Regions from separate parts of the Homo sapiens genome. Here regions 1, 2, 3, 4 and 5 are each linked to region 6. Evidence: chromatin loops called from intact Hi-C (ENCODE). Cell type or tissue: HCT116. All regions are shown on one strand. Region 1 has its middle 82 kb from the start of EMP1. Region 2 has its middle 14 kb from the start of LINC01559. Region 3 has its middle 60 kb from the start of EMP1. Region 4 overlaps GRIN2B (glutamate ionotropic receptor NMDA type subunit 2B). Region 5 overlaps GRIN2B (glutamate ionotropic receptor NMDA type subunit 2B). Region 6 overlaps GRIN2B (glutamate ionotropic receptor NMDA type subunit 2B).

The links. Peaks named below come from ENCODE experiments on the same cell type or tissue, not always from the same donor. Only the 100,000 strongest peaks of a DNase experiment are listed, where the experiment ranks them.
Region 1: a loop joins it to region 6, with 11 times the contacts of the local background. A loop is called at or near these places in 9 of 110 quality-filtered maps.
Region 2: a loop joins it to region 6, with 4 times the contacts of the local background. A loop is called at or near these places in 7 of 110 quality-filtered maps.
Region 3: a loop joins it to region 6, with 7 times the contacts of the local background. A loop is called at or near these places in 7 of 110 quality-filtered maps.
Region 4: a loop joins it to region 6, with 6 times the contacts of the local background. A loop is called at or near these places in 39 of 110 quality-filtered maps.
Region 5: a loop joins it to region 6, with 5 times the contacts of the local background. A loop is called at or near these places in 17 of 110 quality-filtered maps.

The regions. Positions count from the first base shown.
Region 1 is chr12:13,275,744-13,280,743 of GRCh38, forward strand. No RefSeq gene overlaps it. Among named protein-coding and RNA genes, the nearest start is that of EMP1, 82 kb to the left of the region's middle. In HCT116, a CTCF peak has its summit at 2,584 (motif pointing right); a DNase peak (open chromatin) is centred at 2,578; H3K27ac peaks cover 434 bases.
Region 2 is chr12:13,360,240-13,365,239 of GRCh38, forward strand. No RefSeq gene overlaps it. Among named protein-coding and RNA genes, the nearest start is that of LINC01559, 14 kb to the right of the region's middle. RefSeq lists an enhancer at 2,251-2,350. In HCT116, a CTCF peak has its summit at 2,186 (motif pointing right); a DNase peak (open chromatin) is centred at 2,202.
Region 3 is chr12:13,253,972-13,258,971 of GRCh38, forward strand. No RefSeq gene overlaps it. Among named protein-coding and RNA genes, the nearest start is that of EMP1, 60 kb to the left of the region's middle. RefSeq lists enhancers at 1,784-2,078, 2,798-3,664. In HCT116, a CTCF peak has its summit at 1,932 (motif pointing right); a DNase peak (open chromatin) is centred at 1,940.
Region 4 is chr12:13,737,215-13,742,214 of GRCh38, forward strand. The region is part of intron 4 of GRIN2B (glutamate ionotropic receptor NMDA type subunit 2B); the gene reads right to left. Among named protein-coding and RNA genes, the nearest start is that of GRIN2B, 240 kb to the right of the region's middle. In HCT116, a CTCF peak has its summit at 2,563 (motif pointing right); a DNase peak (open chromatin) is centred at 2,587.
Region 5 is chr12:13,861,331-13,866,330 of GRCh38, forward strand. It overlaps GRIN2B (glutamate ionotropic receptor NMDA type subunit 2B), which reads right to left. Exons shown (of 14, transcript NM_000834.5): 3 at 4,468-4,896. The coding sequence starts at 4,878. Among named protein-coding and RNA genes, the nearest start is that of GRIN2B, 120 kb to the right of the region's middle. In HCT116, a CTCF peak has its summit at 2,938 (motif pointing right); a DNase peak (open chromatin) is centred at 2,971.
Region 6 is chr12:13,939,095-13,944,094 of GRCh38, forward strand. The region is part of intron 2 of GRIN2B (glutamate ionotropic receptor NMDA type subunit 2B); the gene reads right to left. Among named protein-coding and RNA genes, the nearest start is that of GRIN2B, 40 kb to the right of the region's middle. In HCT116, a CTCF peak has its summit at 2,866 (motif pointing left); DNase peaks (open chromatin) are centred at 2,357 and 2,807; H3K4me3 peaks cover 558 bases; H3K27ac peaks cover 1,526 bases.

The DNA.
Region 1 (5,000 bases), 660 kb before region 6:
TGTGGATGAGAGGGACGTCCTGAAACATGTGAGGTCGGGAAAATGCCAGACAGGTCAGCAGAGGTAGGGAAGGAAAAAAGAGCTGAAAAGACCAGCAGCCACCATATGTGTGCATGCACATGCACGCCGCACTTTCAACATACCATTAAAATAGAGAAAGAAACGTTCTGGTTTCCGTAGCAACAAGGCCTATTGGTGCCTCAGCCAGAGAAACTTATTGGAAAGAAAGGCATTTGCCTGTTAAGGAGCCTGATGAATCGGGAGATAATTATACAGCATTCCACCACCACTAAAGACACACAAATACACTCCAGAAAATATTTTAAAGAGCATAGATTGTCACAAATCCCACAAAGGCAGTGGGTGGGAGTGAGGCAGCAGGCGAGGAAAAAAGGCGACTGGAACGGTTCTAGGTGAACACCTAGGGAGGGGGCCCATGTGAGGTGGAGACTGGAACCAGCTCACAGGTCAGTTGTCAGAGGCAAACATGAGGCAGAGCTTGACATACTGGTATTTGATTCTAAGGGGCCAGCACACTGAGTCCTATCTTCTTTGTCCTTTTGGGAAGTGGGTGGGTGGATCTGTCATGTCTAAACAGTTAGATCCAGTATGAGAGGGTTCGCTGAGAGCAGTGGGATCAGCGCTGTTAGGGCACTGCTTCTGCGGCGGAATGAACTGTGTGAATGTCATAGGACATCTGCTCCCCCAGATGGGGTGGGACAGAAGAGGAGAATCTTCAACACTGAGTAGAGGATTGTAGAATCTTCCTTAGGGTAGAAGGAAAGGAGATACACAATTGTACTTCTCATAACGCAGGACACTGGGCTGGGCACATAACAATTGCTATATAAAATACATAGTGAGTGAATGAAAGATGGAATGGATACATGGATGGATAGATGATTATGTGAGTGACTTGATGAATAAATGGACAAAAAAATTGTGAATAACCAGGTCCCTGACTTCTCTCCTCTTGCTCATCCCTAGGAACTTAATTGCAAATCAGTTTTGTCCTCCAGAAGAAGGTCACTGAGTAGTCAGAGGTTCCGTGGTGAAGCCTTTAGATAAGAGTCATGCCCTGCAATAAGCCCCAAGATCTGGGGCTAAAGACAGCCCGGCATCTTCAAGAGCCTATTACCTTTGAAGATTCAGATGTGTTGCATATGTTCTCCTTCCTCCTTATGGATGATACACCTTGTGATATGCCCTTCCAGTGTTCCACCCTGAATTAGAGGGAAGAGCTTGCCCACTTCATCACAGCACCAGGACCACTTTCTGTAGCTCTTGGGGCTCAGGTGAGCCCTCAACTTCTGTCTGAGGGAGTTTTCCTATCCTCTGATCGCTGATAGTGCTCCGTGAGCCCCTCAGCTGGCCCTTTCTTTACACATTGGTGTCTAGAATCATGACTTCTTATTCAGTTTTTCCTGTGTGTATGTTGCTCCTCTCCCACTACACTAGTGGGAGAAGCCACTTGGAGAACCTCTTCATAGCCGGAGCCACTAGCAGGCCGCATATCAAAGAATTGCATATTTGCAATGTTGACACCAAGGAGAAGGACACTGATCTCTAGCCTTTAAGAATTGGCTGAAGCCATCAGACTCCACCCTCAGCTAAGATCAGCTCTGTGCCAAGAAACCCCTTGTACACTAAACACACATACACCATACGCAACATTTTGTGGGTGATGCCTGGTTGTCTTGCATGGCAGACACGGGCTAGAGGGCTGTGTGAACTGATGAGAAAGAAAGGGAAGGAGTCAGGGAAAGTCCCAGAGGACTCATCCCCTTGCTACTCATAGGCACTTGACTATTAATGAACTGAGTCTGTCACAGTCACAACACAAAGGGGTCCTGCCAGGGAAGGGAACGCAGAACCACAATAGACGGCTTCTTTGTCCTGGAAGTAGAGATGAGGCAGGATTCTCCTTATCACCACAATCTTAGCAGTGCGTTTTGCTTATATTTTGTTTTTTGAATAAGGAAAAGAAGGTTCAGCGAGGTTGAGCAAATTGCTCAAGGTCACATAGTTAGCGTATAGATACGTATTGAATTTACACTGTCCCTCTCCAATGTCCAGGCTGTCAACTCTGGTATTATATTGACTGTTTGGACTTAGGCTCACTGAAGGCACTGGAGGAAGCCAAAGTATGTTTTATTTCTTTGAATGAATGCCTCTTTGAAAACACAGCCTGCTTTGGGAATATGAAAGAGAAAAAACAGGTCAGAGTTCTTTTGCTACTTAAAATGAAGATGAGGGAAACGGTTCAGAACAGAGAAAAACTTATAAGTCTTATTTTGTGTAAGCATCATATTAAACATATTCCATTCCAACTATAAACAGATTTTCACATTTCCACCTTCCCCCTCCCATTACCCTGCATCAGCCCCCACCATCCCCAACAGATTGTTCCCTTCCTTCCTGTTTATATTATAAGAAAGCAAAATTGGCTTCCCCTTCATTCTCCACCTCCCACCCTGCACCATCTGGGGGTGCATAGCTCTTACCCCGTTTTTTGTTGTTTTTTTTTAATACTCCCTCGACTTCGTGTCCAGCGGCCCATTCGATTTTGAAGCTCCGCAGAGAGTGCCTCCAGCGGCCGCCAGGGGTCGCAGTCGAGCAGCTGGCGCCGCCTCTGTGCAGGGGAGCAGGGGCCGCTGGCCGGGAATCGCAAGCCGGTCTCCTGTACATATTAGCGCGCAGCATTAATCAGGCCGCAGCCTCTGCAGTGCTTTCCGAGGGGAGTCAGAGACTAGGGCTGGGAATGAGACCGGGCCTTTTCGGGCCACTAGAGCCGGGCCACCTCAACTCTCCCGCCCTAGGCTCAGAGCACACAGTGCTCAACGAAGTGCAGCGAGGCCAGCTGCTCGCCTGGCCCAGGGTCGAGCCTTGCCTCCCAGGATTCCTAAACATACGGGACCTGTGAGTCTGTGGACAGCAGTGCCTGCCAGGCCTGAATTCATCAGGAGTGGCGGGAGGTGGCGTAGAGGGGCAGCTCTTGATGTAGATCGGGAGGACACCTCCTCTCCCTCCCCTGCCCTCTTACTGACCCCAGCCCCTCGACAACACAGGCCCCTAGAAGCCAAGTGGCAGCTCTGTCCCTGCACACGCGTGGGCACTCCCCAGACCCCTGCCAGTTCTCAGGTCACCCTCAGACAGATTTGGCCAAACCTCCCATGGTCTTCTCATGTGCCTGGAAAGCCAGGCCTCTGCCAGAAGCTTATCAGATGGGAGGCAGAGCAGGGGAGGGCCAGCACGTGCTTCCTCTAGCATGAATTTTTCAACATTACATTTTCATCTCTCTGCCCTATTTCTCTCAATTCTCATCTCTGAAAAGAGCAGCGCAATTCCCTCCCACTGCCCTTTTTAGAGACGGATCTGCTTCTTCAGATTTGATGCAATTACTGGGCAACTAAGATGGAGGCACTAGGGGAAGAAAGGGGGAGCGGGAACAGAGGGGAGGGGAAAGGGCTTGTCAGCCCTGAGACCCGCAGGTGCGCCCGGGAGAAGCTGTGGCTCCGAGACGCTTGCCACTCCTGGGCAACACTGTTGAGCCCTTTTACTCAAACCATTGAGGTGAAACACCAGGGGCCCACGATGCGCCTCCACTTTTCCTTCCTCTTTCTCCATCTGCCTCTCCCTTTCATCCCTTCTTCCCTTCCTTCCTTTCTTCTTTCCTTAGAGACAGACACAAGCACACATATAGACATTCCTATGCATGTGCTTATAATACAAGTCATGCTTGGATCTTTTATAATAAGTTCTAAAGGGATAAGATACTATGGGGGGGGGAGAGAGATCTGATCAGTTTGGTGAAATAAGTGGGATTTGAGTTGGATCTTGAAGAATGGGTAGGACTTCTGCAAGAAGGAGGAAGGCAGGCCAGTGACAGAGAAAAGCTTGAACAAAGACATAAAAGTGACAGATGCCACAGCAGTTGGAGAGAGCCATGAGTAGGCTGCAGTGGCTCCATAGAAGGTAGAGGAGAAGAGGATGTTTTGGGCACAAGCCTGCAAAAGTTAGACCAGAAAATGGAGAACCCTAGAGCCCAAATGAGGAGTTAGTGCATTGGTCTTTGGACTGCAAAGCCCATCAAAGGTTTTCATGGCACAACAAATCTGTGGTTGTATTAGTTCATTCTCACACTGCTGTAAAGACATATCTGGGACTGGATAATTTATAATGAAAAGAAGTTTAATTGGCTCACTGTTCTGCAGGTTGTACAGGCTTCTGCTTCTGGGGAGACCTCAGGAAGCTTACGATCATGGCAGAAGGCAAAGGGAAAGCAGGCACATCTTCATATGGCTGGCAGGAAATAGAGAGTGGGGTGGGGAGCTGGGGGAGAGGTGCTATACACCATTAAACAAGCAGAACTTGGGAGAAGTCTATCACAAGAACAACAAGAGAGAAGTCCTCCTCCATGATCCAACCACCTCCCACAAGCCCTTTCCTCCAACACTGAGGATTAATTACAAGATTTGGGTGGGGACACAGATGCAAATCATATCAGTGGTTTAGGGATATTTCTTCAAAGGATGGGTAGATAAGGGATTGAGGTGCTGGGGGTTGGCAGCTGGGCATGGAAGGTTTGGGGGGCTGTTGTGGTAGTACAGATGGAGACAGTCAGGGCCTGACTTTGGGCTGCCACACTGGAGCAGAGAGTGTGAGACACCATGAGGAGAGGCTTTACACTTGCTCCTCAACACCCTCTTCCCACCTCTGCCCCTCCATCACTCCCCATCACAGCTGATGATCTCCTATCACACTTCACTGAGAAATGGGAATGATTGGAGGAGAACTCCCTTTTCTCCCAACCACCTGGTCTACACATGAACCTGTGTGTACCCAGTGTACCCATTTTCTCTTTTCCTCCTCTTAGTATGGAAAAAAATTCCCTTCCTTCCTGTTTATATTATAAGAAAGCAAAACTGGCTTTCCTCCACTCTGCCTTTCTCAAGGACTTTTCTTCCTCATTACTCCCTTTTTCTCCTGCATCGTCAGTC
Region 2 (5,000 bases), 580 kb before region 6:
CTTTTTCTCATACTCTTATTTATATAAAATTCATTTCCCAGAAATTTTAGAAAAAGCTGTGCTCGAGTCAAGATAGGTTTTCTAAATTCACAAAGCTCCCTCTTCTGTGCTTTTGTATAGTGTTAAAAAAAACAGCAGTTTGCTTTCTGAGGTCTCCTGGCTGTTAATGTTTTCTAATTTCATCTAGATATTTTTTTCCCTATTTGCTTCCATTCTGCTCAATTTTACTTCCATTCCAGGAGTTTATCTTTAGTTTGAGGTCCTCTCCTGGAAGGGATTCCTACCTAGCCAGTTTTGAGAATTTATAAAAGGTAGCCTTTTCAGTTCTCTTGGGATCTTACTGTAGTTCACTTGTACTCATCCATGATTAGGGAGGGGAAAATCACTCCTAGTTTTAGCTGTTGTTCTCAAATTGGTCTGCCAAGCTTTCTGATTAATGCTTGTGGTTATTTGGGGTTCTCCTCATGTTCTCCATTAATGTTTGGCTTTACTATCTATTTGTTTTCTTTTAGTGTGAAGATTCAGGAAGATTGAAACAACATGCTGTTGTCTTCTGATCCTCCCAGAATCTTTTACTAACCTTTCCTTTTAATTATATTTTTTTGGGGGTGGGGGAGAAAATTTGGTGTCTTGAGATAAAGTTTACTTGTAATAGAATTCACCAATGTTATGTTTCTTGAGTAATCTGAAATGCTGTTTCGCTGTTGAGTTAGTTTGTATATTGCTTTTGAGAAGTTGGAAGCTAATCTGGTATCTATTAATTTTAAATGACCACATCTTTTTGTCTGGAGTTCCAGATGTTTTAAAAAATTAAATTCAGTGTTTTAATAATTCTACTAGGTTTGTCCTAGTGCTAGCCATTTGGGGTCAAAATTTTCAAGGTACACCGTAGGTTTCTTCAATATATAAATTTAATTCTTTCCTATTTCTAGAAAGTTTTCTTGCATTATAGTTTTAAAATTTTATTCTGGTTTACTGTCTTGTTTTTCTTCTTTGAAGCCTCCATTACACACACATTGGGTCTTCCTTTATTATCTTCTACGTATCACTTTCTCTCTAATATCTTTTACCTAATTCTTTATTTTATTTTCATTTTCTTGGTTGTTTTCCCATCTCAATTTTATGTGATATATTAAAAAAATCTATTTTCACTTGAGTGCTTTCTAATCTAGTCTTCATTTCTGAGAAGACTGTCCTTTTTTTCGCTTTTCTTTCCCCAAGTTCAGCCGATTCTCATCTTATGTCATTTTCAGTTTTGCCAATTTCTATTACAAGTTTTAAATTTCTGGCTGAAGGGTACCTTTCTCCTACAAATGCTACTTTAATGATATTTAATTCATGTTGGAGCATTGTGTTACATACAGTTTTCCTCTGCTTCCTGGTTGATATTTCGGAAGGGTTTTTTTTTTTTTTAATGAGATGTTTTTATGTTCACTTTCCATTTTCTTCTTATATTAGCTTTGCTTGGATGTCTCCTGATATTTTCCATTTACATTAAAATGCCTTGGAATTTTTCCAGAGAAGCAACCACAGACGTTTATATAAAGGTGTGAGAGGAGATAAGTCTCTTTTCTTTTCTACAGTGCAGTATACTTTCTTGAATAAATGATCTCTCTTTGGGGAGAGGAAGGGTCCTGGTTTTCTGATTGTGTCTTCTATTACTTCAGTAGAAATTTTATTTTAAACTACTTCCTTCCTGCTTTCCCTTTACTCCCAAGCCACTCTAAAGGACACTACATCGGTCAGGGTCCAGTCAGAAAACTAAAGAATGCAACAGTGATTAGAAATGGAAAGCCTAATATAAAGAATTCTTAACTAGTAATAGTTGAAGATTTAAAAAGATTAAACAGGACTCTCAGAGATCGAAAAGTAGTATGTTCAAAAAAAAACCCAGCTACTACTTCTGGGCTGAGGGAAAGTGGCAGCAAAGAAACAAAGAACTTGGAAAAGCACCTTTATCCTCACAAGCCTGAGATTTAGACTTTTGTAAAGAGGAACATACAGCCTACCTATAATGACAAAGCTTGCTGGAAGGCCTGGGTCAAGTGGCGATCTAGTTGCCTGCTATAGCTGGAGCTGCTGTGGCTCATGGAAGCCACCAACAATCAGCTGCCAGGCAGGTAGAACGTTGAAGGCGCAGCTGGAGTTTCCAAGGAAGGAGCCCATTGCCTGTGTCACAAGTGGTCACTAGGTGGGGACAGAGTAGCCTGAGGGCACAGCCAGAGCTGGTTCATGAGGGCCACTAGGCTGCAATGATGAATAAAAAATGGCAGGCTAGAACCTGGAAGAGAAGTGTGTTCATGTGGTGATCACCTTGAAGTGTAATGTCAGCACCCTCTGTTGATAAAGCCTTGTGTGCCAGCTGGCAAAGGAGAAACGTCTATAGGGTCTGGCTTCAGTATTACAAAGCTGCATAGGAAAGGGTGGATTCAGAGCTGGGAGACAATAAGCTGATAAGTGGTACAGAGTCCTTCCTTTCCAGGTTGTCTTCTTCTCACCCAGAAACAGTGCCTTCCCAATGCTGCCACATTTGAAGCTATATCCTCTCAAGCACCCTTTTTTTCAATTCCCAGTTGTCGGTAGTCTTATTTACTGTCTCAGATATTTTCTCAGTATTTCTCAACTCAGGATGGGATCCTCTCTGGAGGTAAATTTGTATGTATGATGCCATCTCAAAAACATTGTACTCTCCCTTTCTTATTGTAACCCCTGACTCTGCTCTGGCATGAACTACAGTTGTGGCTCTGCTGGTTTCAGATGTGTATTTTCCCACTTATCTGAAAAATAAAGTTTGTACCTTTCTTTGTCTATTACTGTGCAAAAACACCACTTAAGTGGCATGTAGAAATAAGCATTCATTTCTTGGTTATCCATCTTCGGGTCTGCTGAGATTTGGCTGATCTAGGCTGGGCTTGGTTACAAACTGTGGGTTGGGTCCAAGTCTACAAGCCTCTCATCTTGCCCTTTTAGTGCCTACTCCATGCATGCTATATTCATAGCAAAAGACAAGAGTGTAAGAAAATAAGCCCCTCTATAGGAATACATTTCAAATATCTGTTTACAAAACATTCCATAGACCAAAGGCATATGACCAAGTTCAACAACGAGACAGAAAAGTGTTTTCCCCATAGAAGTTGGAAGAGACAGAAAGTGAATATTGGCTGAACAATAATTTGCCATAGATTTCCTTTCTATCTATAAATATCTACATACCTCCCATACTCAAAATATTCTCACTTCCATCCCAAGAGTTCTCAAAGTCTTATCAAATCATGGCATAACACTTGAAATCTAGGATCTTAGGATCTACATCAAATATGCGACTCCTCTTGATACATAGACTTTTGAACCGAGAAGGCAAGTTGTTATCTACCGCCACTCTGCACATATCCAAATATATAATGGTGGAAGAGAAACAGGTTAACTTCAGTAAAAATTCTTTGTTTTGTTTTTTTTTGTTTGTTTGTTTTTGAGACGGAGTTTCACTCTTGTTGCCCAGGCTGGAGTGCAATGGCGCGATCTCGGCTCACTGCAACCTCTGCCTCCCGGGTTCAAGCAATTCTCTTGCCTCAGCCTCCTGAGTAGCTGGGATTATAGGCATGCGCCACCATGCCCGGCTAATTTTGTATTTTTAGTAGAGACAGAGTTTCTCCATGTTGGTCAGGCTGGTCTGGAACTCCTGACGTCAGGTGATACACCCGCCTTAGCCTCCCCAAATTCTGGGATTACAGGCGTGAGCCATGGCTCTCGGCCTCAATAAACATTCTAATTTAAAAAGGGCAAGAACTGCCATCACATAGCACATAGATACTGGTTCTTAGAAATTATGAAATCCTGGTGGGCAAATACCAGATTCCACTACACTGGTGGTAAAAATGTTTCTTCATTAGGCTCTGGTGATGTCTGTGGAAGTAATCCTAAATCCATCATTCCTCACTGTTTTTGGCTCTACCCTTTGAAAGTTCCTTCTTGGTTTTTTATTTGATTTCTATCAACACCAGTGCCAAAAGTCACATACACATACTTTTTGATACATGTCTGTGTCTTTCTAGACTTAAATTGCAGCAAATTTGAACAAAATATGCTTTTATGGAATCATGTTCAAGCTTTCTAGTTGTCCCTTTATTTAGTTAAAAAGGTCTGCAGATGTTACCTTCATCTCTTTAGAGGTATAAGCAAGTATTATAGCCATACCTTTTATTTGATCTTTATCCTGAGTCATGTTTTATTGGAAGCACCCTGGGTTTGGCCTTTTCTCTGACTGAGGTTGTGGTCATAATGGCAACACCTTTGATTTATTAATTAGCACTTTTATTTTCCAAGCCTATAATATTCCTTTAAATATTGCTTGCAAACCAGTTAGTATTTTTCTGATTGAATCTCTTTCATGTAGTACCTTATCAAATGCAGCTACTAGCGATCAGCTCACACTTTCAATGATTTGCCTCAAAACTTCCTCAATCAACACTAATGTTTATTAGGTAAATATTCTGACTTGTAAGATATTGCAGGCCATATTTTCCCAAATCATTTGGCACTGCATAAGACAGATCGCTATTTTTCATTCTTATATGACAATCTCCTTATTGCAAACTTCTCAGCCCCCAAATTAATACCAAATAGTTTAAGTTTTATGGCAGCATCTCACTTCTGGTACTAATTTCTGTATCTGTCAGCCGTTGCTGCAAAACAAATAACCCTAAAACTCAGGTGCATAAAACAATAAACCTTCATCTTTCACTTACGTTTTTGCACGTTGACTGGGATTTAGCTCATCTAGCTCGTAAGGTTTGCTTACAAGCTCAGGTTGTACTTGGGTCCTCTTCAAATGTCTCTTATCCTTTATGAACCAGGTGCTAAATGAGGCATACCATACTCTTCTCATGGCAAAAGACAGGAGCACAAAAGAACTTGCTCAGCTATGCAGGCACATTTCAAGTTTTTGCCTGCATGAGTTCTCAATATGCCACTGGCCAAAGCAATTCACATCCCCACTCTTA
Region 3 (5,000 bases), 690 kb before region 6:
ATAGCTAAGGACTCTTTCCCCAGAAAAATGCATATAAATGTGACACTTTGCATATAATCCTAAGATGTTCATGGACCCCACACACTCAAGGTTAAGAATCCTGAATCAAAATCTCCTCATTTGCTGCCTGTCCCTTGCTTCACATGTTCTGTCTCTCTCTATATATAGATACACACACATGCTCTCTGTTTCTCTCTCTGTATGCGCACAATGTTTCTCTATCTCTCTCTATTTCTGTTTCTCTTCCACATCTATATATTCATTCATCTGCTTAACTCACATGTTTAGGATTAGGATAAAGCTTATGGATGGCTAGGTGGATGGATAGAAAAGTCGAGGACCAGAAGGAGCTGTGGAAAGAAACACTTTAGACAAATTTAACAGAGTTTAATTGGGCAAAGAAAGATTCGTGAATTGGGCAGCTCTCAGAACCAGAATAGGTTCAGAGCGACTCCCGGTATTCACAGAAAAAGGAAAGTGCCATACAACGGAAGTGAGGACAGAAACAGCTGGATTGGCTACAGCTGGGCATTTGCCTTATTTGAACCTGCTTTGAACAGTTGGCTGCCTGTGGTTGGCTGAGACTTAGTTACCTCTTACAAGAGTAGGTTACAGTGTGTTTACGTATGCACATCAAGTTAGGTTACAGTTCATTATGTACAAAGAATGGCTCCTTTTGTAATTATTATTGTTGCTTTCACATGATTGATTTTAAAAGAAAACAAGCTTTCAGAATGTAAGAATCATGCCCAAGTTCAGGCAATTAGCAAGGGGCTGCCACACAAGTCAAAGGCAAATTTAGGCCAAACTTAAAATATGTACAGAGACAGCTTTAGGCCAAACTTAATTTAACAGAGCTGTGGAGTTAGAATGGTTCGTTTATTTTCACAGATATGTCACCTTGGAGATGTTAATCTATTATAAGTCAGAGTATAGTAATGGGTAAACTCACCTCCTGGGGCCATTTAGACAGCTTCACATATTCTGTGCAAGCTTGGACCGGACTATTAATTCTGTCTGTATCTCAGTTTCCCTAACTTTAAAATGGGGATAACAGTAGTTCCACCATCTTGAGCTGTAAGGATTAAATAAACTAAGACATATACAGATTTTAAAATCATGTATTTTAGTAAGCGTTCAGTAACTGTTAGCTTGCATTTTATTTTGATGACTTAAAATCACTTGTACTATAATTAGTTAGATACAAAGGACAGCATTCTACAAATAATAAATTCAACACCACTAAGAGAAAAATTTCACTAGAAATGTCTTTTCAGAAAAAAAGCACTTCCCTTAGGTGATTTACTCTTCAGTAGGGATTTTAAGTTAACAGGGTAGCTGGGATACCAGTCTTGATTTTTTTTTTTTTTCCTGGGAGCCAGTGAAAAAGGAATCCATTGTCTATAACATGTCTTTTCTATAATAACAAGACCTTCTCACTGGGAGAGGAACCCAAGTCTACTTCTAGACATCACTAGCAGGGTTTTTGTCTTTTTGTGTCTTTTACTTAGGAAGGGCCTCTAATTATTTTTATACCAAGGCAAAAGGTTTACTATTATATAAAATTATAAAGCTGACACTTTCTCACGAAAGGTTACTTAAAAGAAAAAAAAGATGAAAAAAGAAGTGTAAACGTGCAGTCATCACTGCTAACACTTCACATTTCTAAGGCAAAAAACTGTCTAAGATTGAATTTATTTTCCCTAATTTATAGGTCTTGTTTATCTTCGGCCCTTCACTCTTCTCTTACAATGTTCGCCTTGTTGTTTTTTTTTTTTTTGAATATAAAATATAAACCACTGCAGAACTGCGGCAGAATTACCCAGCAAGTGCAGTGTTACCAGTGGGGGAGGAGCCATCTATCCTAGGCCAGCTCCTGGCACCCCCTTGCCTCGCCGGGAGGAGGAAGGTGCAGCTGAGCCTGCGTCCAGCAGATGGCGCTGCCTGCAAAACCTGGAAGGGTAGGGGAAGTCAGGGCAGGGAAGCAGGGAGCTGAGTCACGGGACAAAGGGAGAGGAGGCGGCAGGGAGGAGAAGGGGAGGGAGGACCCGAACGGTGGCAGTGGTCGGAGTTCTGATGGTTGCAAAAGTGTGAAATGTTAATTTTGAAGTGAACATAATTTCATTCTAATTGTAATTAAGGTGGGAGGAGACACCCGCTTTCTGTCTTAAGTGCATTCAGACTTGTTTGGGAACGTCAAAAAACTCGAGGAGCCAGAGCTCCCAGTAGCTATTTGCATAAGAATGGAGGATCCTCCAGGGAGGAATTCATCCCATGGGAAGATGGAGCTGCTACCGAGCTAGACCAGGAGCAGCTGGGGCCTGGATCACTGAGTGCTCATTGTGCGAATAGCCAGGAAGTGGCTCATGACCCCCTGGAACACAGCTCTGCATCTTGCAGGGGAGAGAGGGGAATCTGTATAAAAACTGTAAGCGATGTTTTACTAAAAATCCCAAAAAAGCACCTAGGTAGAAGCCTCTCAGCCTTGGGGCTCTTCCAGCGGAGTGTAGCACCAGAGGCCCTCCTAGAGCTGGCCCAGGCTGCCTGGGACTGTGGGGACGTTGCTAACGGTGGTGGTCATCATTGCACACCCAGAACTGATTTCCTGCCTGGCCCTGTGCCAAGTACTTTACCTTCATCAACTCATTTAGGTTTCAAAATAAATCTAGGAAGTAGATTCTATTTTCAGTCTCAAAATTTTACTGAAGAGGAAACTGAGGCTGACTTAACTTGTGGACAGAGCTAAGCAGTTGTTGGAAGCCAAGTGGGCCTGGTCCCAGGACACATGGCTGCCGCCCTCCTTGCCTTCCGTGCCTATTTAGGCTCTGGGAGCAACCAGGCGTGCCCATATTATTCACCCAGAGGACTGGGTGAGGTTGTGGTGGAGGGTGCTGAGCAATTCTACCTGGCTTTGCCATGAGGTCTTTGAGGTGCTCCTGGACTTGAGATAAACCTTGGGGATCTGGGTTTTGGAAACGCATCAGGTATCAGGCAGGGACCCAGAAGGAAGAAAGCAGTTAAGAGCTGTGGAGGGTAAGGTGTGCTCAGAGGCAAGAGAGGCCAGTCTGAGCTGGTGGAGGGGGCGCAGCATGAACCTGGGCAGGAGGAGTGGGAACTGGCAGGCTGGAATAACCTGGCACCCATGTTGGCACACTTGGGCACAAAGAGAACACAGTGGAGGGAGGAGAAGGTGACCTTCACTGCCCCGGGGCCCCTGAGGCCTTTGAGTTCTTCCGTCGTGGGCTCACTTGCCAAGCTTTGAGCTCTTGGTGCTGACCAAGAAGGCACAAATTGTTTATGGGCCTTGGTCAACGCCACGTGAAGATGGTATCAGAAATGAAAAAAAAATTTTTTAAAGAAGGTTGCAAAGAAACTAACATTATTGTCAATTCTCAATTATCTGTGAGGGATAAGGTTAATTGAAACACACAGATTTCAATAGCTAATAGCTTTTCTTTCTTTTGCAACCCATCTTTTACTACAGCTTCCAGAAAAAATAGCCAAAATGACTAATCAGATTTTCACACTGACTCCTTCATATCCCCCATCTGAAGTGCTGATAAGCAGTGAAATAGCCTCAGTGTGGACGCAGGAGGGAGAGGAAGGAAAAGCAGAGGTCTGGGGAACTCCCTGCCTGGAAGTGAATTTCCTAAGAAACCCAGAGCTGAGGACCAGGATATGAGGGGGAGATCTGGGCACAACAGTTGCAGCTGTCACTGAACCTCAAAGCCTCAAGGGCACCCCATAAAGCCGAATATCTTCGGAGGTGTGAAAAACAGCCTATTGAGGGGGCTTAAGGGGGAACATAGGTATACAACTGGGGTGGGCTGAACTGAGCACCAGTGAAAGAGGGAAATAAATTCAGTGACAAACTCCATGCCTCATATCATTCCTCTTCCCCTTTGTTCCTCAGGACAGTGGCTCTTGTCTGGCAAATATTTATCTAATATCTGAATTATTGGTGATGTCATGCATGCCCTTGTGTCTTAGAACATACTGTGATTTAGAACTGAAATCCTTTATCGTCCCCATTTCTGCTAAGCTGGATCTATTCTTGATGTAAAGATTTGGGATCTTGGGAAGAACATTTATATCTGAGAGGAAGGGCCTGGTGTGTAATCTCAGAAACACCCCTCCCTTTTCTTATAAGCAGGGGAAATGGGTTTTGGCTAAATAAAGGGGTTGTAAGTGAGGGTGACTGGGCAAGGGGCTGGGGACAGGGAGGGCAAGTGTTTCCCACCTTTCTTGATGGTAGGGGCTTGCCAGAGATGGAGGCAGTTGCTCCAGGGCAGGAAGAGGCAGTCTGCAGCTGGGGGAGATTAAGAAAGAGAGTGAAGCCAAGACTGCCTGGCCAGGAGAATGAGAGGCAGGGGGAGGGATGGGCTCTGTGTGGCTATAGCCTATGTTTAAACCCCTGTCTGCTGTTCAGACAGCAGCTGCCCAGAGAGAAGGCGCCACAGCCTCCCTCCTTCCTCTTGTAGCACATCGCCTGTTCTTCCTTGGCCTATGACTTTCTCACCTCTGAAAGCTGTTGCTCTGGCCTTACAGCCCAAGAGCCCAGGAGCAGTGCCCTGACCACTGCTGCGTGGTACCTCACCAGACATGCCCTTGGAGCCAAACCAAATGGGGAGTCCCAGAGCCTGCTGGGGCCGGTTGCCTGGGGCTGCATATCACCGTATATCAAAGCCGAGGAAAGAGGGTGACACCCTCAGGGGAGAGAATTCTTGAGGGCAAGCACCCACAAATGCTATTTCCATACTCTTGGTAAAACCCCCTCTTACTATTATGGGATGTGGGCAACTATGATGAAGATGAGGAGGGGGAGTTGGGCAGGAAATTTGAGCACTGTTATAATATAGAGAGGGGATTTCTATGAATTGTGAGAAAGTTTACTCTCCTGTGAGTGTGTGAGCCATTGTGCTGCTTATCTTTCTTGTGAAGTCAATAAAACTCCCTGGGATTCTATAAGCAGATGTTATCTCTGGCCATGACTTTGCTGG
Region 4 (5,000 bases), 200 kb before region 6:
TTTTTTCTTTTTTTTGAGATGGAGTCTCTCTCTATTGCCCAGGCTGGAGTGCAGTGGCGCTATCTCGGCTCACTGCAAGCTCCACCTCCCAGGTTCACACCATTCTCCTGCCTCAGCCTCCTGAGTAGCTGGGACTACAGGCACCTGACACCACCCCTGGCTAATTTTTTGTATTTTTAGTAGAGACAGGGTTTCACTGTGTTAGCCAGGATGGCCTCAATCTCCTGACCTTGTGATCTGCCTGCCTCAGCCTCCCAAAATGCTGGGATTACAGGCTTGAACCACTGTGTCCGGCTGAAAGTTCATATAATATCTTAAATGTGAAATCTGAAGTTTGGCGAACAGGCACTCTAGATTGATTTCTTCCTGCTCATTCCACAAAACTCAAGTCCGATGACCTTAAGGACGTGATACAAAATGGTGTCTGTTCATCCAGGCACCTTTGTGATAAATGCTAGAGAGATAGGTGGATGAGTGGAAGAAAGGGATTGAAGCCAATGATAAAAATTACCTAATAATCTCCTACTTGTTAAGTGTACCTGGAGGTTCTGCCATGGTTCTTTTCTCAGAAATCATAAAGCACTTTAACAATAGTAATAAGCATTTCTTTCTCCTCTTCTTCTTATTCCTTTAGACAAACGTAAAGTTTCCAAGTGTTTAATCAGATAGATTACATTACCCTACCCATAATTCTGAAAAATTATGTTCTTTCTTAATACAGTTTCAAAGCTATACCTTGGCCTTGCTTGTCCACAGTAGACATTGCCAAGATTGGGCTCGGTCAGAACCACAAAAATGCCACACATTACACATCCACCTACAAACCCTTTCCATCTCAACTGGTTCCCCTGAAGGAGGACTCTCCCAGCCTCCAGGAGAAACACTGTAAGATAAAGACAACCCACCATTTCTTTTCTTACCTTGGCACTTACCCTGTGTGTCTTATTCTAAACACTGCTTTTCCTTTTATCTGCAGTACTTCAGAAAGCCATTTCATTAAATATAATAACAGTGTAGTAATACAAAGAACATCACTTTCTAGTGCTAATAACTTTCATTTTTAAAACCACTTGTGTACTCCAAAATTTAGCAAAGCATCAATTTCTCATCAAGGCCAGCCGACACATCAAATTTGAAACTTCAAAGTTCTGTTTCTTTTGGGTTTATAATCTATGTACAGAGGAATTGAAATGCTGTTTAAAGTCAAATTTGTTTTGATGCTCATGTTGCCAGTTTTACTGATGAAAACTCATCCCTCTGCATAAAATAGACTCATGAAGTACCAGCAACAGGAACAGAAACCAAATTAGGAAATCATGACCACCTGCAAGAGGATCACCATGATGAAATGTTCATATCCTGTACCCTTTCCAAATTTTGAAGTTCATAGCACCAGTGGAAATCACAATTTTCAGACTAGTCAGGAAAGAATGAAAGGAAGGAATTCTTTCAAGAGCACCAAGTTCAAATGCATGTGAATGCTATCATTGCATTTTACCCTATTCTGATAACCGAGGTAAAAAAAAAATGACAGGAGACTGGAGAACAGTGATTTACAACTCCTGGCTGCCCTTAGGAATCAACCTGGATGCTTTTAATACACGTCTGTTCCCGGGCCCTTACCCTCTTCCAGTGCAGCTACATCAGAATGTGTGCTGGGTGGGGCCTTGGGGTCTGTATACAGTTTCTTAAAGCTTCTCAGGAAATTTTAACATGCAGTCATGACTGAGAAGCACTGACACAAGGAACTCAAAACACAGAAAAATGAAAACATGGTGAAGACAGCACGGGAGGAAGTCAGCACATCAATACATCCCTGAGGCTGTTGAGTCAGTATCAGTTGATACACTTTAGAAGACTCTTGTATCTGAAAAAGAAAAATGTGGCTAGGTGTGGTGGCTCACGCCTGTAATCCCAGCACTTTGGGAGGCCAAGACAGGCAGATCACCTGAGGTCAGGAGTTCGAGACCAGCCTAACCAACATGGAAAAACCCTGTCTCTACTAAAAATACAAAATTAGTCGGGCATGGTGGTGCATGCTACCCAGCTACTTGGGAGGCTGAGGCAGGAGAATCGCTGAACCTAGGAGGCGGAGGTTGTGGTGAGCTGAGATTGCACCATTGCACTCCAGCCTGGGCAACAAGAGTGAAACTCCGTCTCAAAAAAAAAAAAAAAAAAAAAAAAAAAAGAAGAAAAGGAAAAAAAAAGCTAACTTCTGATGATCCTAACCAACCTATTTTACTGGGATTACTTTATTCAACATTACTGCCTCTACCACATAGCTTCCCTGCCACTGCTCTCTACTGTTCACCAAATGTTTGGGGTAATGCTGGTCTCTCCTGGCCAGAGAGATGGTGAATACCTGGGCTGTTCCGCACACTTCTGAGCACTCAGTAGGTACTCCCCGGTGTAATACTTGTGGCTGATGAGAAAGATTCTGAAAAAAAATAGCTGATTGCATGGAGAATGGTTCTAAACACACAAGTGTCCAACTTGGCTAAGGTGGTTAATTTTGGAACTGGGCTGAATTTGGAACTGGGCTGGGGAAGGAAGCGCATCCCTAAGGATTGAGCCACTAGAGGCCGCTCTGAGCCAGATTCTCACTAAATCATGCTATGAAGAGGAATCACATCAAAGGGAAAAGGAACGCTGCTGAGTAGCACCGGGCGTCATGGCAACACCATGGTTCCTATTTTTAAACTTAGTGAGTGAGCCCACAAAGTGTGGGTGTATGCACGTGGGGGAAGGGGACTCTGGTCTATTCCTAAAGAATATTCTTTCATGAAGTTTTGAGTTTGCAGGTGGCCAATAAACTGAGACAATGAGATTAGAGAATCAAACTAGAATCAGCTATATTGGAATGGTTCCTTTCTCCTGAACTCCACTCTCTTAGTCTCTATCAGAAAGGATCCTCCATGGCCTTGGATCAGAGGTACCAGGAAATTCGTGATGGTTTTCACTAACATTCTGAAATTCTTCGTTCCTGAAGCTCATTCTGCTAGTCTTTTAGGCAATTCACTTTATATTTCAAGAAAAATAAGTCTAAACAGCAAACTAAAAGCATCTGTGGACACTCCACTCCTTGTGAAGACAATCAGATGAATGCTATGTATTGTCCGTATTCCCGGCATCCGGCACAGGGTTCAGTACATACAGAATAGGGGGTCCACATTCCTACTGGATGTGTCACTCAGTGAATTAAGAATGAATGTAATTTTGTGAAGTGCAGAAAAGTGGGCCCCACATGTCCCGTTTCTTTCATTTCTAATAGCATTTTCTTTTTTTTTTTTTTTAACTTTTCTCCAATCTCCAGCTGAATACAAGGCTTAAACAAATCCAAATTTATCTGACCTGTCAAAAATGAATAGTGGTACTGGAGGACATTTGTAAATCATGGCAGAGGCCAAGGTCTTGTTTTGTTCTATTGCATGTCCCTGACAGTATTTTCAATGCATCTGTAATCTCCCTGAACCTTGGCAGGTTGTAGACCAGAAAGTCTCCACCCGCTTCAGTTCCAAGGATTTTTCAGGTATGCAAAGACTACAAGTTGTTGTTTTTTCCTCTATGGGTTAAAGGATTTGGGAATAGGATAAGAAAAAATAATCCTCCTTCCCATTAGGAAAAGGGAGGTATCAGCAAGATCAGAGCAAGACCAGCAAGTAGAGATGGGCACACTTCAGGACAGAGAGTGAGATGAGCAGGTTCAGTGTGGGAAGTCTTTACCATGTGTGTCCTGGATGCCACTCCCAGGCTGATTCTAGATGTGTCATGGTCTAGTCTTTAGGGCAAGAAATAGCAGAGAATCCAAGAAAGTAAACTATTTATTTATTTTATTTTATTTTATTGCGATGGAGTCTCACTCTGTGAGTGCAGTGGTGTGATCTCAGCTCACTGCAACCTCCACCTCCCGGGTTCAAGCAATTCTCTGCCTCAGCCTCCCAAGTAGCTGGGATTACAGGCATCCGCCACCACGCCCGGCTAATTTTTTTGTATTTTTAGTAGAGACAGGGTTTCACTATCTTGCCCAGGCTGTTCTTGAACTCCTGACCTCATGATCCACCCACCTTGGCCTTCCAAAGTGCTGGGATTACAGGCGTGAGCCACCGCGCCCAGACAGGAAACTCTTTATTACCAAACCACCCTGTCCCACAGGTTAATGATATGTTTATATACATGTGAGTCATTCCTAATTCACTCAACCTCTTTAGCAAAGGACATAGAAAGATGGATAACCTGGGGCAAAGTACGCCTGGAATTCATAAAAATTTGAGTTTGAAACACAAAGTAAGCAAAAGTCTTAATCTTTCTGGATCTCAGGGGGTTTGGGGTTTTTTGTTGTTGCTTTCGTTTTATTTTTTTGAGACAGGGTCTTGCTCTTTCACCCAGGCTGGAGTGCAGTGGCATGATCATGGCTCACTGCAGCCTCTATCTTCCTGGGCCCAAGTGATTCTCACCTAAGCTTCCCAGGTTGCTGGGACTACAGGTGCATGCCACCATGCCTGGCTAATTTAATATTTCTGTATTTTATAAAGACGGGGTTTTTGCCATGTTGCCCAAGCTGGTCTCAAGTGATCTACCTGCCTCAGCCTCCCAAAGTGCTGAAATTACAGGTGTGAGCCACCTCACTCAGGCAATCTCAGTTTATCTAAAAATTGGAGGCAATCATATCCCTGTACAATACTTTTAAGCTTAAATTATGCTATATAAAGCCCTTGGCACATAGTATTCACTCAATAATCTTTTTTAAAAATAAATTTTCTAAATTGCTGAAGCTTAGTATTTTAAAGTACAGGCTTTTTCTTGATTATAGGAAGCATTTTAATGGAAAATTTCAGAAAGGCATTACAGAGTTCTCTGACTTTTTATACCTAAGATAATCGATATAATTTAAGCTCTTATTGATGACTTAACAATGACTATGCTTTTTTGCTATACAGGGATTTTTATGCAGGGTATATGCTTTCTGGGGCGTAGATGACATTTCTCCCCAAATGGTGTTA
Region 5 (5,000 bases), 78 kb before region 6:
AGCTAAAATCTGAAAACCCAGGGAAGATTTCAGACAATCAGTAGAAAAACCTCCTAGAAATAAATGGAAATACATCTAGCTTCAGTTCATTATTTGGATTCAGATGGGCATCTTAAATCCAGGATCTCAGGGAGAATAAAAGCAATTATAACAAGGCAAAATAAAATAGGCTCTTTATACTCAGGTGGGGAACTGCCAAAAAGCACCTCATACATTTTTAAACATTCTCCATTACTATTCGAAACAGTCTCTGTTACAAGCACCTAGCAGTTCTTTCCAGGTTAGAGATTTTCTTTAAGGGACCCCGTGTGGCTGCAGCAGGCTTCCATACTACTTGTGAGCCTCAGCTTCCCTGGTGGGGTGAGACCAAGACTCCCACCTCACACTTCAGAGCCTTCCCCCAGATTTTCACCTTTCAACCATATGCCCTTCTTGGGTGGTCTCCAATTTAGAGTTTTTTCTACAATGGTCCATGCTGCTTTTCGATTCTCATTCTTTTCCTGCATCATGATACACTCTCACTCCCTTCAAACTGCTCCACATGGCCTTCAGCTTCACCTGCTGAATGTTAGGCTGGACACTTCAGTGAAGCACTTGCCATGTATCACCTCATTTAATCCTCGACAACCCTGTAATCAACATATTAGTATCCCCATTATACAGGCAAGGAAACAAACGTTGAGAGTCAGGGATTGGTGACTTGTCCTGATTCTAACATTTAGGAAGTGATGCCCGAATCCAGCTTGGACTCTAAATTCTGATTTTTTAATAGCCCTACTCAGCTAGCCCCCGTGCTTCTTTCCACCATAATATAAAGCTCATTTCCTCTTTGGGAAAGCAGAGTGCTAATTAATGTTCTTACTGATTAATTAGCATATGCAAAAAAGTGAGCACATGCTATTTGACGAGGTGCTGAACTGCTGAACTGTGTCTGTGCTGTTGTCAAAAGTCTTCAGAAGAATGCTGTCCTTCCAGCATCAAAAACTTCTTGAATACAAACTTTATCCCTGTAATGCAATCATCCACAAGAGCACTTAATAAGTGGGTTTTATTGGAAATAAACTAACAACAAAAACTTAAGTTAAAACAGACTGACAATTACCTGTCTCCGAGAAGGGGAGAACAAAATAGAAGGCTTATTGATCATCCTTCAGACGATTACTATGAGCCTTCAGTGTGGCCAAGCTACATGTCTTAGATTTACTGCATCAGTTCCACTTTCAAATGTTTTTTGTCCTATTCCCCTGTTGTTGATTAATAGTTGTCCAACTGTGTGTCCCCATTCTATGTTTGTAAAATATGGTCATGGTACTTAAAAATAAACTTCTATTAAAAAAACAAAACAAAACAAAAAAAAAACCTGGCCTTAGTTTTGAGGTGTTTTATCTTTGAAATTTGTCCCAAAGGCTTTTTTCTCTGAGATTTGGGGACTCTTTTTATTGGCCTTTATGCAAATCTGTTAAGCCCCCAAACATTCCTCTGCATGGCTGCTGGGAAGTTTGCTGCTGGCACTCTCTCTCCAGGTAGCTCCTGCCACCACCCATTCAGCATCGAACGCCTGGGGCTGAGCCTCCAACTTTCCAGGATCTCCATTACTGGATCTTTTTCTTTCTTCTTTTCCCTCTTGCTGCTTACCTTTTAGAAACTATTCTTTCCAGGTCAAAAGTCAGATATTTACGCTATTTTAGAAAAGCATCTAAAAGTCACTGCCCACCTACCTCCTTATTTGGCGGAGAGAAAGACATGATGGAATATTTGGGTGTGGTAGCAATGAAGGAAGGAGCAAGGGGAAAGTGATGAGAGGAGGTCTCATTACAGTGACCTAGAAGAATTCACTTTACTGGTGTCAGTTCTCCTATTTACTCCTGGAAGGCAGTAGCCAGTGGGTCCTCTATGGAACTGTGCTACACTTAAGCGCTCCACCATTTCATACCCTTGTTATGTTCTCTTGTAGTTAGACTCCAGTATTGCCTGATTATAAATCATGTAATAGATCACTTTCAGTCAGATGACATCCCCCACAATGCCATCTAACAAGGGAGAAAGTGAAGGGTAGTAAGATATATGAGACCTTAACCAGTCATTTTCTTGAGAGACAAGAGAGTACACAGCCTTTGAAGCTAGCAACCAATGTTAAAATCCTGGCTTCCACTTAAGAGCTGTAGCATTTTGGATATGTTACTTAACCTCTCTGAGCCTCAGTTTCCCCATCTGTAAGATAAAGATTAAATAATATCACTTAGGTCGCTAACTGGTTAAGAGTATTAAATAAGATAGTACATACACAGCACTAAGCGCCTAGCATATGGGGAACACTCTCAAAGCCCCTAAGATACATCAGCGAAAAAAAGAGTTCAGTCTCTCTGCATGCTCTGCAAGTTACCTTATATTTGTATAATGATGTTGTGGATTTGTAAAAGGTACCAGAGAGAAGCAATCAGCTAGTTTAGGCATAACTTTTTCTACCAGGGAGAAATAATATAGGTTGCACAACAGCCCACATGAGAAAAAAATCATTTTTACCTGTTGTGCTCTCAAAGTAGATATGTACTTATTCATGGTAATTTTAAAATTCGCTCTTAACCATATCAGAATTCTTTCAAAGCAAAATTGTGCCCTCAAATTGCCACTGTTAAAATAAAATATAATTTGCTAAGGACAATCATATTTGAAAAAAAGAAAAATCTACCTGAAGCACAACTCAACGGGTTCTGCCACAGCAGTCTACATTTTCCATTTTGCTTATTTTTCCCACTTCCCTTAGCATGGGCTATTTGTGCTAGTGCCTATTTTCTAACATCTGTACCTGCACCCACGTAAATGGAAGAATATGTTTCTCATATGATACTGGAATGTCTTCACTTAACACTTTTAACTTGACCTTTCCTAGACTGAAGGGAAGCTCTGAAGCAGAAGCTAGTCATCTCTGCCTGCTGCCGACAGGTGGCGGTAACGGTCATGCAAGGTTCCTTTAGTCTCGGCTCAGCTGCTCCACTGCGGAGGTTGTCAACTAGCCAGGCAGCATGCTTGTGGTGTCTGTGCTAGGTTTTAAGGTGTTTACAAACATTATTAACCCGAAAGCATGTCTTTTAAGTACAAAACTAAAGGCAGGTTTGAATGTGGTGATAAAAAGTATGACAATGACAATAGTAGAAACCCAAAATGATGAAAAATGATAAACGTAGCACTTGTGGTGAAACTAACTATTCTAAGACGTGAATGGCTGGCTGCAAAGGACAGTGCATATGTACTAAGTGCTGTATCTAAGTAATGAACAATAATCAGTAAAGCAAGGAAAATAACTGAATAACTGATAGTATGTAAAAACAAAACAACCCAAAGCAGAATAAAACGCTTTTTTCTGCAGTTAGGGAATAAGCCCCAGTGTCAAGTGGCAATTAGTCATATGACAATTAGCCTAACATTAACGCAGGAGAGGCTAGGATTTGTTGGAGATTTAAAGCAGTGGTTGTCAATCTTAACTGCACTCTAGAATCACCTGGGGAGCTTTTAAGACTCCCGAAGCCCAGGCCAATAATCAGAATCCCGAGGGGTGGGACTCAGGCATCAGCAGTGTTGAAAGCTCTTCAGGTGATTTTAATGTGCACCCAATTGCCTTCAAATCTAAGCATGGGGAAAAATGTGTTGCTACAGGTTCCACGGATTAAAATCCATCTGGATGTGCAGATCAATATGTGTGATGAGCGTTAATACCTTGGCAAGAATTATTTCCCTATGACATTTGTATCTTCAAGTAGAGAAATCACCTGCCTTGAGGGATTTTTCTTTTTATAGTCTTGAAAACAGTATGGGGGAGAACACGTATTGCCAAAGAATAACAGAGTATGCCTTTCATATACCTATTTGAAGAAAAGGTATCCCAGAGCTACAAGCGTCAACATCCCTTAGTCATTTCAGTGAGTCCATTTACAAACAAGTGGACACAAAAACCTTTTCAAAACTATAGGAGTTTCTAGATACCAGCACCTTTCCCTCACTTTCATCTTTAACAGATTGCTAAGCATGCACGGTGGCTCACGCCTGTAATCCCAGCGCTGTGGGAGGCTGAGGCAGGTGGATCACCTGAGGTAAGGAGTTTGAGACCAACCTGGTCAACATGCTGAAGCCCTGTCTCTACTAAAAATACAAAAATTAGCTGGGTGTGGTGGCAGGCGCCTGTAATCCCAGCTACTCGGGAGGCTGAGGCAGGAGAATCACTTGAACCTGGGAAGTGGAGGTTGCAGTGAGCCGAGATGGCATCATTGCACTCCAGCCTGGCTGACAAGAGCAAAACTCTGTCTCAAAGAGAGAGAGAGAAAAAAAAAGGATTAATTGCTGGCCTATCCACGCTGTCAATGCAATCTGGTTACCTTCCATCATTAACAATCAAGTTTTACAGGAAAACAAATGCATGGTTTAGTCCTCAGCACAAACCCTCAGGCCCTTCTCCCTGCAGCCCCTTTTTACCTTATCTGCCATTATCATAGAGGAGCCCCCGTGGATGCCCAGGATGGGGGTGAGAGTCTGTGCTGAAATGAAATCGAGGATCTGGGCGATGGCTTCCTGGTCTGTGTCATCAGCAAACACCACCCCCTGGATCTTCCGGTCAGACATGAGATCACAGATGCGGGTGATGATGCTCTTTGGGTCGGTCTCATTCATGGCTACCAGTTCCACCCGGGGTACCACGGAGAGATGGTGGAAATCATCTTTCTCGTGGGCATCCTTGATGGCCACCTCGTCGGAAGTGCCCACGAGGATGACAGCAATGCCAATGCTGGGGGGGCTCTTCTGAGAACGAGCTCTGCTGCCTGACACGGCCAGGACGGCCAACACCAACCAGAACTTGGGAGAACAGCACTCCGCTCTGGGCTTCATCTTCAACTCGTCGACTCCCTGCAAACACAAAGAAAGAGCATGTTAAAATAGGATCTACATCACGTAACCTGTCTTAGAAGAGGCTAGATACTGCAATTCAAGGACCTTATCTCCTTTCATTG
Region 6 (5,000 bases):
CATCCAATATCATTATTATTGTTACTAATCAACTTTGTTGATCTTCAGTAGCGTTTAGTTATCTATAAAAATCTAGTTTTTAAAATTCTGCTGTGGATCAGGGAAGTTCAAAAACACAAAATACATTCTTGATATGGTTTGGATGTTTATCCCTTCCAAATCTCATAGAAATGTGATCCCCAGTGTTGGAGGTGGGGCTTGATGTGAGGTGTTTGGGTCAGGGGGCTGAATCTTTCATGAATGGTTTGGTGCCTTTCCCCAGGTAATGAGTGAGTTCTCCCTGCTGTGGTTCACAGGAGATCTGGTTGTTTAAAAGAGCATGGCATGCCTCCCCTCCCTCTCCCTTGCTCCTTCTGTTGCCACATAACACGCCTGTTTCCCCTTCACCTTCTACTATGATTGAAGGTTTCATGAGGCTCTCACCAGAAAGACAGATGCCTGCACCGTGCTTTTTTTTTTTTTTTTTTTTTTCCTTTTTGAGACAAGGTCTTAGTCTGTCACCCAGGCTAGAGTGCAGTAGTGCAATTTTGGCTCACTGCAACCTCTTCCTCCTAGGCTCAAGTAATCCTCCCAGTTCAGCCTCCTGAGTAGCTGGGTGCACACCACCATGCCCAGTTAATTTTTGTATCATTTTTAGTAGAGGTGGGGTTTCACCATGTTGCCCAGGCTGGTTAAAATGCTTCTTGTACAGCCTGCAGAACCATGAGCCAAATTTTCTTTATAAATTACCCAGTCTCAGGTCGTTTATAACAACACAAAATGGACTGATACAGTTTTTAATCCAAGAAACATATCCAGCCCACAGAAAGTACACAGAATACAAAACTAGAAAGGGTTGAGTGTGCCTGTGCATTAGGTACGGCATCAAGGCAGGAGCTGGGAAGTAACCACAGTGACCTGTAAACCTGTAAGTGCAGGTCCATGGTCCAGTGGTATTTGTATTGCAAGCTTATGAATATGTGGAGAAAAGAGTTTGCAATCTGTAGATTCTATTGCTAATTTTTACCAGTCCACTGAGATATTTACAGTTTCACCATTATAAGTGAAACCAAGACTTAAATATTTTGCAATAGGGCCTGCCTTTTGAGTCTGTTCCATCCCATTCACCCCTCAGTGCCCTGATGCCACTTACACCCACAGCATCTGGGAAAACAATACAATTTACAGTTACTTAGATCCATTTTGATGGGCTTTACCTCAGACTGCTTTATGATTTATGGAAAAGCAGAATAAGGAAACCTTCTCACCTTTAAAGAATTCCACATAGCTCAGCCTGAAGGCATTATTCCCCAGCGGTTTTTATTTCTTACCTTGCCGTTTGTCCTCCAACTCATCTCCTTGGCGCACACACACACACACGCACACACACGTACACATGCAAACAGATAAGTCTCCAAACTACCAAAATGACGAAGTGGGAGAAAAGATTGATTTATGAGGGTAATACAAGGGGTGTAACTAGGAGATAATGGGGTGAAATTGAGCAAAGGGAAGTGTAGGCTGAATATCAAGAAACATTTCAACTCAACAGAGTGTGAAGCAAGCTCCCAGGAGAAGCCAGGGAAGCCCTATGGCTGGAAATCATTAAACACTCAACCATGGGAAATAACAGGTGGCCTGGCTGGTAGAAAAAAAGGGAGCAGGGGTGAAATTTACATTTCACTAAAATCCTAGAACCACTTTGCTAAATAAGCCATTCTGTAACGGATGAGTGTTCCATCTCTGTATTATCTCTCTCCCTCCCTGCCCCACCCTGACATATACCCCACAATCACCCATGCTCTCCACACACCTTCCAACATGATGATTGAAACTAGGGGACTCTCCACACACCTTACAGGGACTTTGGGGCTCCAATTCACATTAACCCTCTCTCCAATTTCCCTTCATTTCCCACATTTTCTTTCACTAACCATTATTATTTATGCTAGTGCCCCACTAGCTTCCCCAGGGAAAGCAGACACACATATGTTCACACACACACACACACACACAGTAGGTAGGAGGTAGATAGGAGGGTGGGTAGACAGGGGATTCACACTCTCTGTGGCCGTTGGATAGAGCTGGGCCAGTTACCAAGAATGACCAAAACAGTACTGCTAGATATTGAGAATTAGCTTATATTTCATTGCCTTCTATTTTTAGTATTTTGATACTCCTTTATGTTCCCACATTGAACCTGGTCAAAAGCTAAAAATGCCTGTAACTAGCACACAGCTCCCCACAAACCTTGCAGCCAGAAAGTTGTCCCAGAAGAAAAGCTGACAACTCCAGTCATATGCATGATAAGGCTGAGGCAGGTTGCCAAACCCTCCTGCTGTGAAGATGGACAAAGGGACAAGAAAAAAATCACAATGATGCTCTGATTTCAAAGCCAGGTGAGGAACGGGATTGGGTGTGACCTTTTGTTTCTGAGTCTGAGGTGTAAAATTCTGTGGGGTAGGATGGAGGATATAAACTGTGGGGAGCATGACTTGATAGTCTAGAGAAGTTGGGGACAGGACAGCCACCTCAGTGGCTGAGGTAGATCGGCATAAACTGCCCTTAAACTGGACCCACAGGGAAGTGGTGGCCGAGGCATGCAGCATTCACAGCATCAAACCCAGGGGACCATCACTGCAGATTTCCAGTCTGTTAGCGTCCTAAGGACAAATGAAAAGTGTCACTTCTAGATCTACGTGTGTGCAAACCATGGTAGCCGAAGGCTGAAAACAACTAAACATAAGATTGAAAGCTGATCAGGTGAGAATGAAAATGAGGCCCAACTGTGACTAATTCTATGCTGGCTCCCGCAGCGCAGTGTCTGCTAAGGACAACTGGAAAAGCTTAAATGTTAGCATGTTACTGCCCTCTCCTGGGCAAAAGGTCAAAGTCGGTACAAATGTTTGAGTCACAACTTGTTCAAGTTTGTGTGCCCCATAGCAGTTAATCTTTAATCCACTCTTTTACAAGCCTTTGAAAAAAGGTCTGCTTTTACCGTCTTCCACGTGCAAACCTCTCTCCATGACCACCACCATGTTACTTTTTCCATTGGAACCAAGGGCTTCTGAGATCACAGACTTCATCGGGGGTCATAAGTAATTGTGGGAAAGGGATTAGCATCATTTGCCAGAAGAGCTGATATGACAGGGGTGGGGAGGACAGCCCAGAACTTCAGAGCTGATCTACTCTTTAAGCAAGAACCCCCTTTTTCTGTTTATTGCCCTGCAACTGTTCTAGGCAATTCTGGGTCTGAGAAAAAACCCTCCTACAATCTTCATCCCACTACATACTATGTCTATACTTCAGCCTCAGGCACAGGCACTATTTGGGAAGCTAAGTTGTACAACTGAATAATGTAATTAAATGTAATTCATTCCAAATGTTAAGGGCTAGAATGTCTTCTCAAAATTAATGAAAACTCAATTCATTTGGAAATAATTATTTCACGACTTTTAGTTGCTGTACAAATAACATTTTAACAGAAGATACATATGAACAAGTAAAATAAAATGAGGCAAATTAATTAATGATATCCTAATAGGCCTAAGTTAGATAATCATCTATTTTCTATAAAGTTCCCAAGTAAGTTACTTATTTCCAACTCTTCATTCATACAAACTACTAATGTATATAAATTAAAATAATTCAAATTAGTGGGAGTTTAGAATACAGTATCTTTCAGTAGAGACAATAATCACTTTGAAGGATTCTCATCCTCAACAAATATTTATCCAGAGCCTGCTGGGTACACAGCACTATATGGGAGAGACACAGCACAATCTCATTATCATCTCTCCCTGTGAGGATAAATTGCAGAAAATCCTGAAAGCCACTGTCGGAGTTATCTTGCTTGGCTGGCATTTTGATCACATCCTTGACCCCTCTGGTCCCTCAGAGGCCCTCCCATCCCGGTTCATGGAGAAAAGCATCTCTTTAGCAGCAGGTGGTATGGGGTGGGGGTGGAGCAAGGGATGCCACAGGGAATTAGGGGACCTGACTTCTAGCCTTAGAGCAGCCACTGCTCCCGTCTGATAAGAGCACACCCCCAGGCACTTCTCAGTAGATGTGCCTGCCTGTGCAACAGCACTTCAGGAAAAGTTCACTTAATCCTCACAACAGCCCCATAGGTGGATCTTCTTATTACTCCACCATTTTAAGGATGAAAAAGGAGAAGTGTACAAAATTTAAGCATTTTGCCCAGTTACAAAACCTTAAGAAATAGAGTCAGGATTCAAATGCAAGGCTGTCTGAGTCATAACTTCACATCTGAAATGGAATCAACCCATCAGGCTTGCTATTTTCCTGACAATAATTTGTTTATGTAAAGGATCCTGAAGTCAGATGATGTCACACTCCTACTCAAGATTCTCCCCTGACTCCCCCATTGAATTTAGAATAAAATCCAAGCTTTTGCCATGGCCTTCAAAGCCCTACGTGAACTGGCCCTTGACTACCTCCGTGATCTCATCTCTCCCACTTCTGCTCCATTCACTAAGCCCTAAGCATGGCCTCCTTGTTTTTCTTTAACAAACATGTACATTTCTACTCCAAGGTCTTTGTATTTGTTGTTTCCTCAGCCTGGGACGCTCTCATCCCAAAGAACTACATTCCTACCTCTTCAGTTCATTTATGCCTCTCTGCTCAATGTCACCTTATCCAAAAGGCCTTTCCTGGCCCCTCTACCTAAAACAGAAATTTCCGTCACTGTCTAGCCCCTCACCTATAGTCCATTTTATTCACAGTACTCATCACTCTCGTCTATGATCATATTTGCATCTCTTCGTTTATTGTCTTTCCCATTACGATGAAAGCTTCAGGAGGCAGTGACCTGGTCTCGCCTGCTCACTGATGTATCCCAGGCACTAGAACAGTTCATGGCACATAGTAGACGCTCAATAAGTATCTACTGAATTAATGAATAAATAAATGAGCATAAATCCCTTTATCAATATATCCAGATTTGGGTACTTTAAGTTTCATTTGTAAAACAAATCTAGAAAAGACAATCTCAAATTTAT